Regions from separate parts of the Homo sapiens genome. Here region 2 is linked to region 1. Evidence: chromatin contacts called from ENCODE Hi-C or POLR2A ChIA-PET data. All regions are on one chromosome and are shown on one strand. Each heading gives the region's core, a stretch centred on a gene start or an enhancer-like site at or near the end of the contact. The rest is flanking DNA. Distances are from core to core; before and after follow the strand shown.

Region 1 (6,063 bases), core at 2,504-5,003:
GTTTCTGGGAGCCAGGGAGTGGCAGTCTCAGGGGCTGGAGCTCATGAGCCCATCCCTCGGTCTTCTCTTTCTTGAGTCCGCACCCCCTCTATCCTAAGCACCAGTTTGGCTTCTTCAGGTTCTGACTTTTAGCCCAGGGTTCTGGTGTGGCACTGGGCATTTCTAATTGCCCATAGCTCTGATAACAGGGGAGTGGATTCCTTGGGACCGCAAAGCTGATGTCAGTAATTATAGCTGGGGACCTCACCCACCAAACCCAGCCCTTGTGCCTCACCAGAAGGAGAACAGAGGTGGGGGGATGGAGCAGGAGCTCACAGGGAAAACGGCTGAGCTGTCTTGGCAATCTGGTTTGACACGCCTCTCTGCTTTACTCATAGGGTTTCAGTTGTTTGACCTATTTCTCAGAATAGAGCTGAGAGCCTCTGGGATTTTTCCTAGTGAACGAGTTATTAGGAAAAAAAGAATCACAAGGAATAATGTAAAAACCATAGGTTTACAAAGTGTAAAGTGTCAGCAGTTCTGAGTTAGGATAAGTCAGCTGTAAAGAGAACCACCATGAGTGGAGTGATATCGGCTCACCCTGCAGCCAACAGGAAGGGAGATGTCACCCCACCGCCCCCAGGCTGGATTCTGAAACTCTTCAGGCTCTGGAAGTACAAGGGGGCTGACAGCTCCCTTTTACACAGTGTCTCTCCATGGCCCAGCCAGTGCTGTATCCCCTGAGCACTCTGGGTGAGCCCATGGTGGCTGTGCTGCACCCAACTGGACAGATCATCTCAAAGAAGTCCTGACCTCCCAGCAGACCCCTCCTCCCTTCTTCTGCCCTTGTGACCAAGAGTGGTGGGCGTGGACTATGGCTATGTTCCTTAGAGAGCTGCCATAATCTTCCAGGGGCATCCAACAGCACTCTCCCCGAAAGGGGGCTCTGCAAATACACATTTTGGGAGTCTCCCAAATAAACTGAGTGAGTTCAGGACACTGGTTCTCAGCCCCGACTGCAAATTGAAATCATCTAAGGGGCATTTTAAAAGTGTGAGTGCCTGCCCTCTCCCCACAGAGGTGGTGTGGAACCCAGGGGGCTCTGTCATGCAATTGCAAATCACTGCTTTGAGAGCATAGGAGCAACTTCTGGTTCTTGGTTATTATGTACAGAACAAAGGCTCATGTCAGAGAAAAAGCAGTTTTACATCCCTGTCTCTGCATTAGGCTCCAGGAAGGGTGCAGATGGGTCTTTCACATGGGGTCATATGCTCCTGGCCTTTCCATGTCCAGGCAGTCCTTGAGGGCCACTTGGGAGCTGTCTGCAGCAAGCCACAGAAACCCAGGCCATTCCCTGATCCTAACATGGTCTGAACCCTCACCCCCAGGAAGTGATACTGAAAGAGCACATGCTTTGGAGCAAAAAGGCCTGCTACCATTTACTACTTCTGTAACCTCAGGTGAGTCTGTGAGCCTCCATCTTCTGCTCTGTGAAGCCTGGAAATACTGCCTCCTTTATGGAATTAATAGGAGAAGGAAAGTGCATCAAAACAACAACAAATGGAAGTTACAGAAAAATAAAACATCCCCAGTCAGATTTTTCTGCTGATTATTTAAAACAATATAACATTCATACTGATGTATAAAAGTCATTTTAAGTAATTTTAATCATGTAAAGACCGACACGTCCCCTTTCCCCCAATCACAGTATAAACAAAGCTAATAAAGGATAGATAACAAGATATTTGAACCCCAGAAATGTCTGCCACTGAAATGGCCATTGTGATGCTTGGAAAGATCTAGATCGGTTTGGAATTCCAGAGAGAGATCTCAGGCATAAGGGAGAATGGCTTGAATAGAGGAAAGCATAAATTTGATCATTTGATTGCCTACTGCTTTATGGGCTAAACTTGATTCCCAACCACAGCCTTCGTGGTGTGGCCCCTGCCCACCTTGGGCCCCAATAGGTGTTGTGCCATTGCCACCTCTGCCTCTGATCAGCCCAAGGATCTTGTTTCCCTTTCTCCTTCCCCTTTCCTCTGATTAGGGTGGTGTTGCTATGAGTTCTCACAGAACCCTCAATAGCTGGCTCATCTCCCTAACGGGATATGTGGCTATCAGGGACTCGTTAAAAACAACAACAAAACCCACAACTGCTCTCTCCCTCTGCCAGGCACATCATACTGTACTTCTCACAACCACCATTATTGTCCCCAGTTTACAGATGAGAGAAACCGAGGCTCAGAAGGTTCAGTCACTTGTCCAAATTACACAGCCAGGAAGCATTGGGTCCACGATTTGGACTCAGGCAATTCAGATGCCACATCCCATGTTCCTCACCACCTTGGAGCAAATTAATGAAACTTAACAATTATAAAATTATTGAACATTATGAAAACTTTAAAAAATAATTGTCAGTTGAAAAGGATTTCTTAGGAAATGTTGAAAGTTCTTACATTTGCAAAGTATGCATTGGAGGGCACCTCATCCCTGTTCTGTCCCTTTATTCAATATGCATAACAGTTGGGGGCCGCAGTTCCTAAAAAGTAAGAATAAAACATTTCTGGTGAAGTGGACATGGAAGACCTTGTCCTTTTATTACGGGTTTTTTGAGAACCCACCTTCATGTAATCAGAGGAATCTTGGTCATGGGAAATGGGCTGGACTGAAGTCAAGAGACTTGTGTCTTGGTCCCTCTTTCCCTCTTCTCAGTGTGGTCATGGGCAACTCATTTCCACCGTTCTTCCATTTCCCCTTCCCATGGATCATAATCCAGTCCTCCCCCTGACAGGAAACCGCAGCAGTATGCAAGTACTGTACCATTAAGGGGAATGATGTAGACCCAGAACGGCCAAAACATTGGCAATTTCACATCACTCAACCAAACACAACCCATCATTGATTAAATATTCTCTTGATCCTAATAGCTCTATAAGGTAGTACTATTATTAAGGCCCATTTTATAGATAATAGAACTGAGTCTTAACTGTACAAAGATTGTTATACATGGGTCTGACTCCAGAGCCCGTGTTTTTTCCATGACCGTGGTGACTTCTAAAATAAAATATCCCGCGTTGCTATTTTTCCGTTTGACATTAATAATTACTGGATACCAATAATAGTGGCGACGCACTGGTTTCAGCATTACAGGCCCTGCGATATTCTCACGAATCTCCTTGCCCTCCGGCCCCTTCCCCGTACTTAAAATTTTCCTTCCTCAGGGGCCAGTCACCACTGTGGTCACATGTGGCAAACCCATTCTTGCATAACTGCGTAAGTCATCCTTGAAGAATTGGGTGACGTTTTAACCAAAATATGTTTCTTCTTTATTTGTGGATAAAAGTCTGGAGGGTTTTTCTGTTTTGTTTTTCTACGAATATTATTTGGAGGCATAACTAGGACCTGGGGAAACGCTTGGCTCCTCTTCGAGCCCCGAGGGTGCAGGTTGGGCAGGGCGGGCTCCGGTGGGCCGCACACCCATCACCCGTACTAGCGTGAGGTTGTCGAAGAGAAAATCTCACGTTTCGCATCCTCAAATTTCCGGATCTGAAACCCTATGCAAGCAGCAACCGCGGGAGAGCGAACAGCGGCGGGATGAGCATTCACAAGGCTGAGCATTCACAGGGCTGCGGGGAAGGCGGGAGTAACAGCTAGCAGCATACCGCGGCCCCGCCCCGCAGAGGCCCTGCCCCGCCCCCGCCAGAGTACAGAGTACGAGCTCCGACTTGGTCTCGTCCGCGGTCGTCCCCACCCCTCAGCGCGCTGTGGTACGTCCCGCGCTCCGCTTGGCCCAAGATGGCGGCCTCCGTGTGCAGCGGGTTGCTGGGGCCACGGGTGAGTGGGGCGACTCGGCAGGTCCCTGCGAGTCGGAGGTGGGGTCCCTAGTTTCCGCCTCACGCGCCCTCCCTCCACAGGTGCTGTCCTGGAGCCGAGAGCTGCCTTGCGCTTGGCGCGCCCTGCACACCTCCCCGGTCTGCGCCAAGGTGAGCACCGCCGGGGCAGGGGCCTGGGGGCCTGGGGGCCGGGGGGCCGGGGGCCGGGGAAGCCGTGCGGGCTGAAGGGGGCGTGTCGCTGGGGTCCGAGGCGGGGCTAGGGTCGGGGCTTAGGGATCAGGGGATTGGGGCCGGGGAACAGTGCCAGCTGACTGGGGGGACATGGCGCGAAGTAGGGGTCTGGATCGGGGATCTCGTGGAGTCACGGCCCCTTTTGCTCCTAGAACCGGGCGGCCCGAGTACGCGTAAGCAAGGGGGACAAGCCGGTGACCTACGAGGAGGCACACGCGCCGCACTACATCGCCCACCGTAAAGGCTGGCTGTCGCTGCACACAGGTGAGCGGACCCCAGGCCTCCAAAAGGAGCACTCAATCCGACTGTCATGTAAACAAAATGAACACGTGTCACAGGTTTTCTTTAACTCAGGAAATAATGCTAGGGTCAGAAATCTATGAAACCAACTCAAGGGAGACATAAAAAAGCAGAGATATATATAGATCAGGATGTTGAAACAAATTTGAAGATGGATGCAAAACTGACTTTTTCCATGGCAGGCAGGGACTCAATTGATCCTCCACTGAACAGAAATTATTTGCATGTCTACAGACAAGAATTATTTTGCATTCCTGTCAGTTATCTGTAATTTACAGAGCTGTAAAATAGCTCAGAGTCAAGGAAAGGAGTGAAACCGTTGCAGAATCTGATAACCCTGAACAGTGTGCTCTAAGGAATGCAGTTTTCCACTAAAGCACAAATTTTTCTCTGTAAATATATACAGACAACCCTCGTTATTCATGAATTCCATATTTTCAGATTCTTCTACTGACTAAAATTTATTTGTAAGCCCCAAATCAACACTCTGGGCACTCTCAAGGTCACTCTGAGATGTGGGTGGAGCTGCCACCCCAGGTGCATGTCCCGAGCTGAGGTCGACAAGGCTCTGCCTAGTTTCAGCTCTCGTACTGTAAAAGGTGTCCTTTTTATGGTCTAGAATCTTTTTTTTTTAATTTGCATTTTCGTGCTTTTTGTTAGTGATTTTGCTGTTTAAAATGGCCTTGCAATGCTGAAGTGCTATCTAGTGTTCCTAAGCGGGAGAAGGCTGTGACGTGCCTTAGGGAGAACATACATGTATTAGAGAATCTTTCTTCAGTCATGAGTTGCTCTTGGCCCTGAATTCAATGTTAGTGAATCTACCATATATATTAAACAAGGTGTCTTTAAACAGAAACACAAAGGAAACTAGGTTATGTATTGATTTGTTAACAAAAATACGGTGCCCAGAGGCTGAAAGGAATCTAACCCTGTATTTCACCTAGGAGCAATGGTTCAGTATTCACTAAGTCAGTGTTGGCAGTGACTTTATAGAATATAACTATTGTGAACAATTGATAACCAACTGTGCTTTGTTTAGTACAGGGGTTCTTGGATGTTTGAGATGCATCTAGAGAACTTACTTAAAATACAGATGCTTGCCTGGCACGGTGGCTCACGCCTGTAATCCCAGCACTTTGGGAGGCCGAGGAGGGTGGATCCTGAGGTCAGGAGTTCAATACCAACCTGGCCAAGATGGTGAAACCCCATCTCTACTAAAAATACAAAAAAATTAGCTGGGCGTAGTGGCGGGCGCCTGCAATCCCAGCTATTCAGGAGGCTGAGGCAGAGAATTGTTTGAACCCAAGAGGCGGAGGTTGCAGTGAGCCGAGATCACGCCACTGCACTCCAGCCTGGACGACAGAGTGAGACTCCATCTCAAAAAAAAAAAAAAAAAAAAAAAAAAAGAGAGAGAGATGCTTGTCTCCCACTCTTTCAGGTTCTGGTCTGAGGTTTGGATGTAGGTGTGCAGACTCTTAGTGGACATTGTAAGGGCTGCAGGGGATCCACAGTTCACACTGAGGAACCCACTGGTGGAAGCCCTGGGCCTAGCTCATGTCCCTAATCTCAAAAATAGCTGGTAGCCTCATCTTTCTGGCCCATGGGATGACCAGTGTTTTTATAAGGCAGCCAAGAAAGCAGGAAAGGGGCTAGATGTGGTGGCATCATCTTGAGTTTTGTACCCTGACTCAGGCCTCCATCTTCCTTTTTGTAAAATAAG
Region 2 (6,063 bases), core at 1,532-4,031, 250 kb before region 1:
AATAAGGGAAAATGAAGACATTCCCAGATAAACACAAGCTGAGGGAGTTCATTATCACTAGATCTGCCCTGCAAAGAAAGCCAAAGAAAGCCTTTCAGGATGAAATGAAAGGATACTAGACAGTGACTCAAAGCTGAATAAAGAGGCCAGGCATAGTGGCTCACACCTGTAATCTCAGCACTTTGGGAGGCTGAGATGGGCGGATCACCTGAGGAGTTGGAGACCAGCCTGGCTAATATGGTGGAACCCCATCTCTACGAAAAATACAAAAATTAGCCAGGTGTGGTGGCACATGCCTGTAATCCCAGCTACTTGGGAGGCTGAGGCAAGAGAATCACCTGAACCCAGGAGGCGGAGGTTGCAGTGAGCCGAGATTGTGCCACCGCACTCCAGCCTGGGTGACAGAGTGATACCCTGTCTCAAAAAAAAAAGCCGAATAAACGAATAAAGATCTCATCTATGGCCGTACCACCCTGAATGTGTCCAATCTCAGAAGCTAAGCAGAGTTGGGCCTGGTTAGTACTTGGAGGGGAGAAATAACGGTCTATGCTAAAGGAAAATTCAGGTGCAATTAAAGTAAAATTAATTATATAAAAGAGAATACATTAAAAGCTAGTATTATTGTAACTTTGGTTTGTAATTCCACCAAGTGGAATTTGTTCCTGAAATGCTAGAATGGTTCAACATAAAAATCAATAAATGTAATAGACCACATTAACAGAAAAAAAACCCACACGGTCATCTCAATTGATGTCAAAAAAGTATTTGACAAAATTCAACACTCTTTTGAAAGAAGAAAAAGCTCAACAAACTAAGAATAGGAGGAAACTACCTCAAATAATAAAATCCATAGGCCAAATCCCCAAACTCACAGCTAGCAACATATTTAATGCTAAAGACTGAAAGCTTCCCCTTTAAGATCCGGAATAAGACAAAGATGCCCACTTTCACCACTTCTACTCAACATAGTATGGGAAGTTCTAGCCAGAGTAATCAGGTAAGAAAAAAGAAATAAAAAGCATCTGAATTGGAAAGGAAAAAGTAAAATTATTTGTTTGCCCAATACATGTACAATGTTTCAGGTGAAGGCTCAGAACAGTACAACCTTACCAGCAAGAGTCCTGCTGTCTCTGTGTGAATCCCAGCTATTACTCACTAGCTACATGATCTCTCTTGCCCTCCCTGCCTCAATTTCCTCATGTGTAAAGTGGGAGAAAAATAATAGTTCATGCTTCAAAGGTTTTTTGTTTGTTTGCTTGCTTTGAGACAGCGTCTGGCTCTGTCGCTCAGGCTGAAGTGCAGTGGTGCAATCTTAGGTCACTGCAACCTCAGCCTCCTGGGCTTAAGCGATCCTCCCACCTCGGCCTCCCAAAGTGTTGGGATACAGGCGTGAACCACTGTGTCTGACCCAAAGGATTATTTGAGGAGCAGATGAATTAATGTGTCATAACCTCAAAGCAGTTGCAAAGGCGTTTAATAATTAAAATATCACATTTTAAATTAAAATATAAGGCTGGGCGTGGTGGCTCATGCCTGTAATCCCAGCACTTTGGGAGGCTGAGGTGGGAGGATCACTTGAGCCCAGGAGTTCCACACTAGCCTGGGCACCATTGGGAGACCCTGTCTCTACACACACACGCACACACACACACACACACACAAACTTAAAGTAGCCAGGCGTGGTGCTGCGCGCCTGTTGTCCCAGCTACTCGGGAGGCTGAGGCGGGAGAATCACTGGAGCCTGGGAGTTCGAGGCTGCAGTGAGCCGAGATCGCACCACTGCACTCCAGCCTGGGCCACAGAGCAAGACGCTGCCTCAAACAAACAAACAAAAACAAAAATTAAAATATTAAGTAATAATTAACGAGTGTTAATATCCACTCGTTGTGGAGACAAGACCTGGACTTAGGAAACAGGCCCAGGGAAGTAGCAGAACAGTAGCGCTAGAGGACGCCTGGGAGAATCAGCGCGCGGCGGGAAGAGCCCGGGAAGCTTAGTGGGGAAGCGTCTCTTGATGGGGTGAGGAATTCTATAAATTAGTGGAGATGGAAAAAAAAAAAAAAAAGTATTCCCAAAGTGGGAGACAGCACTCAGAAAGACGTGGTGGTAAGAACGAGTATGAGTAACGGGGACAACGAGGACACTGGAGATTGGGGAGTGTTGGGCTGGAAGCTGGTGTGCAGCTGTGGGCAAGCTAGGGAGGACCCCGAAACCGCCAATGCGTTTCCCGGACGCAGACGCTGGCAGGACGGGAGGAACCCCGAGACCCCGCGCCATCCCTTCAGGAAGAGTTACTTCTCCCCGGCCAAGTTAGTGGGCCTTGGGCCTTCTTTCTGTTGGGATCCTCCTCGCGTGTCGCCATCGCTACAAGTGGGCAGCTCTGCGGGGAAAGCTGGGACGCTGGGGGCTTCACCAAGGAGGCTGGCGGCCGACCACTGGGAGGTCTGGCGGGGTGACGACCACTGGGAGGTTTGGGCAGGGCCTGACGGGGTGACGCGGTCAGCCCACTGGAGGCCGACACCCCCCGTCAGCCCAACCCCTGCACGCGCGGCCGCCAACCAAAGACCCGCGGCGCCGGCCTGCGAGCCCCCGCCCCGCGTTGCCCAGGAAACCGAGGGTGTGGCTCCGCGTTCTCTGGGCGTCCCAGGGACTGGGCGCACAGTGGTCGGCGGGATGAGGCGCCTGGTGACGGACGGGGCGAGGAGGGCAGCGATTGGTGAGATTAGGCGATGGGCGGGGAAGCCGCGCGGGGATTAGCGAGTTGCGGCGATGGGCGGGGCAGGCGCGCGGGGATTGGCGGGATGCGGCGCGCCGCGCGGTGAGTGGGGTCCAGGGAAACGGGGTCAGCTGGGGGTGGCAGTTCCAGGCCGCGAGGCCGGGCTCCTGGGTCGGTGGGCTGGTGTCTTGGCGGACGTCCCGCAGCTGCCGCGTGGATCCGAGCCGGGGCACCCGCCGTGACTGGGACAGCCCCCAGGGCGCTCTCGGCCCCATCCCGAGTAGCGCGGCCTGGCTGCTGCCGCCATCAAGCACGTTCGAGCCAAAAGCTCCTAACGAGTCACTCGTTAGACACGTGTGCGGAGCCTGTGTCCCAGGCCAGTGCTGTCCCGTGGAGATAGATTGCAAGCCGCTAGGGAATTTTTTAACTTTCTAGTAGGTGTACGAAAAAAGTAAAACGAAACAAATCAATTGGAGTAAATCCATAAATATATTCAAACTATTATTTCAATTGTATGTGAAAAAATTATTGGGATATTCTTTGTACTATTCTTAGAAATCCATTGTGTGTCCAACCCAAACATCACAGTTGGACTCACCACATCTCCTGTACTTCGTAGCCCTAGGTGGCTAGTGGCATAAGACACAAAAATCTCAGCTCTCCTGGAGCTTATGGTCTAGTTGGAGCAGGCAGACAATACATTTAAAATATACAGTTTGTTAGAAGGTAAATGTTGTAAACAACAATAACAGTTGAAGTACTGGGGAGAGTTGCAGTTGTAAATCAGATGGGCAGGGCACAAGGTAACATTTGAGTAAAGATGTAAGAACTTGAAGGAGATGGGCAAGTGAGCTCTATAAGTATACGGGAGAGGGGCAAGCAAGAGTTCAGAGGCCCCTTGCTGTGGGGAGGGATCCAAGGTGGAGGAGTGGGAACCAGGAGGGGAGAGGACCAGTGGAGCAGATCTCATAGGCAGTTGTAAGGACTTGGGGCCTTATTCAATGAAATGAGGACACTTTGGAGAGTTTTGAACAGAGCAGTGACTGATTTATGTTTTGGTTTTGGTTTAGTTCTATTATTATTTAATAATAGGCTTATTATTTCACAGAAGTTTTATTTAATAAGGCAGACCTCTTGTCTGGAAATGAGACAGGTGCCGGAGAGCTGGATGGAGGCAGATCGGGAATTCCATTTGGGGCAAACTGAACTTGATTGAGACCCTGGTAGTTGTCCAGATGGAACAGGACACCTGAGTCTAGGGTTCGGGAAGAACTCCAGATGGGACAAACACTCCTAGCTTTCCTTTTCTCTTTTTGGATGACCGCTACAGGGTGAGACATCGGTATCCAGGCACGATAAATTTCCAAGTGGACACAATGTCTGGTGTCAACTACAGCTGTTCTCCTTCTTTTCCCAGTATCCTTTGGGTGCAGTGAGACACCAGGAGAGCTGCTGCTTTGGGGGATGGACAGGGGCAGCAGGAATGCCTTTGTGTTTTCGCAGTGAACCTCCTTGGCCTGGGCGAAGCTGTGTGGACCAAGCAAGTCAGGAGTGTGGCCATGTTTTCTGAGCAGGCTGCCCAGAGGGCCCACACTCTACTGTCCCCACCATCAGCCAACAATGCCACCTTTGCCCGGGTGCCAGTGGCAACCTACACCAACTCCTCACAACCCTTCCGGCTAGGAGAGCGCAGCTTTAGCCGGCAGTATGCCCACATTTATGCCACCCGCCTCATCCAAATGAGACCCTTCCTGGAGAACCGGGCCCAGCAGCACTGGGGTAAGTGAGAGTTTGGGAAGGTGCTTCCCCCACAGCATCCCTGAACTTAGAAGTGTTCTGCAAGAGAATGGGAACAGTTTATCTAATTGATCCCACTTCCTGTTACCTTGGGAAAATTAACCTCTTTTTCCCTCAGTTTCTTCTTAAGATAGTAACAAGGATTAAATTAAGTAATTTGTGGGTTTGGAGTTAGTTTTAGTTCAGAGGCTGGTTGGAGATGAGGACTTAGTTCTGGCGGTGATGGCGATTACTTCACTGGCAGAGGAAAATGGTTTTCCTATCTTCAGTGCAGATTATTCAGGTATTTGCCTGTGCTGTAGCCAGAGAGCCCCTCAGTGTGGCAAGCCTGGCGCCAGGCACCAGGAGCCAAGACTGGTGAGGATGCACTCTCTGGTCTCGAGGGGACCCCCTCTGTTCACTCATGTCTGTTTGCCTCTCCTCCTGGCCCCCATATTTGCTGGCCATGAATTTTCCTGTCCCTTGGGCCCTCTGTCTTTCCTAATAAAGTGGCCTGCCCAACACAACCCTTGTTCTTTGCCCCCATTTCTTCCCTGGTGATCTCTCCTGCAGTTGGATTACTCTTGGTGGTGAAGCAGGGACCCCCATCTCCCCCTTTGAGTTTATTTGAGTTTTAGGTGCTGCTGCATTCCCCCATTCCTACCACTTACATAAGAGTGGCTTTCCAGGTAATTTTCAAATCCATCTCCTATTATATTTTTAAACTGAGGATTTAGTAGGTGAGACCAGGTCTTACTCATTTTTACTGTCCTTGGCACCAGGCAAAATGGATCTCAGCCCTAGTTGCACATTGGAATCCCCTGGGGAGCTTTGAGAAGCCCATCTCATCCCATGCCAAGCCAAGATCAATTCTCGTTATAGGCAGGCAGGAGAACCCTGGGCCTAGAAATCTAGCTAGAACCTCAAATTCATTAGGGATATGTATTAGTCCATTTTCACATTGCTATAAAAAACTACCTGAGATAGGGTAATTTATAAAGAAAAGAGGTTTAATTGACTCACAGTTCCTCATGGCTGGGGAGGCCTCAGGAAACTTAACAATCATGGCAGAAGGTGAAGGGAAAGCAAGGCTCTTTTACATGATAGCAGGAGAGAGAGAGCAAGGGGAACTGCCAACCATTTTTAAACCATCAGATCGCATGATGGCTTGATCTCACTCACCATCACAAGAACAGCATGGGGGAAATCCACCCCCACAATCCAGTCACCTCCCACCAGGTCCCTCCGTCAACACCGTGTGGATTATAATTCCAGATGAGATGTGGGTGGGGACACAGAGCCAAATCATATCAGGATGTTTTCTGTTTTGTTTACCTGAGACAAAGTGCTGTTCACCTCTCCTCTCCCACATAATCAGGGGCTCCCTCCTGCGGCTCCGGTAGCTTTTCCTCACTTTCCTTTCAGCCCTCGGGACACCTTCCTTGGCTCCTTTCAGAGCTCAGTTACTACTTGGGCCCAATGTCAATGCCACCTTCTAGATTCTTTCCGGCAGCACCTCCTCTGGTCGCACATTTCTCTTCCAGTTATTGGAGCTGTCAAAAAAGCTCCCC

Evidence for each region. A loop is a pair of places that touch in the nucleus more often than their neighbours do. ChIA-PET counts read pairs that join two places held with the same protein, here RNA polymerase II (POLR2A). Pooled maps may share reads with other maps.
Region 2: a map of CD4-positive, alpha-beta T cell shows a loop between it and region 1 (2.2-fold over the local background). The contact joins the promoter of POLD2 here to the promoter of MRPS24 in region 1. A Hi-C loop is called at or near these places in 3 of 168 maps with a recorded cell type or tissue (CD4-positive, alpha-beta T cell, CD4-positive, alpha-beta memory T cell and transverse colon) and 10 of 50 pooled maps. POLR2A ChIA-PET finds 5 or more read pairs at or near these places in 1 of 52 experiments (CD4-positive, alpha-beta memory T cell).

Annotation. Positions count from the first base shown.
Region 1 is chr7:43,867,207-43,873,269 of GRCh38, reverse strand. MRPS24 (mitochondrial ribosomal protein S24) reads left to right here and starts at 3,753. Exons shown (of 4, transcript NM_032014.3): 1 at 3,753-3,813; 2 at 3,894-3,962; 3 at 4,196-4,307. The coding sequence starts at 3,775. URGCP-MRPS24 (URGCP-MRPS24 readthrough) reads left to right here. Exons shown (of 7, transcript NM_001204871.2): 5 at 3,894-3,962; 6 at 4,196-4,307. The coding sequence ends at 4,284. LOC124901620 (a long non-coding RNA gene) reads right to left here and starts at 3,624. Exons shown (of 2, transcript XR_007060296.1): 1 at 2,436-3,624; 2 at 1,628-2,322. RefSeq lists silencers at 1,179-1,354, 3,622-3,681, 3,982-4,041 and an enhancer at 3,272-3,391.
Region 2 is chr7:44,120,266-44,126,328 of GRCh38, reverse strand. POLD2 (DNA polymerase delta 2, accessory subunit) reads left to right here and starts at 2,781. Exons shown (of 11, transcript NM_006230.4): 1 at 2,781-2,818; 2 at 4,220-4,495. The coding sequence starts at 4,276. It also overlaps the pseudogene RNA5SP230. RefSeq lists enhancers at 2,116-2,175, 1,695-2,599 and a silencer at 2,386-3,095.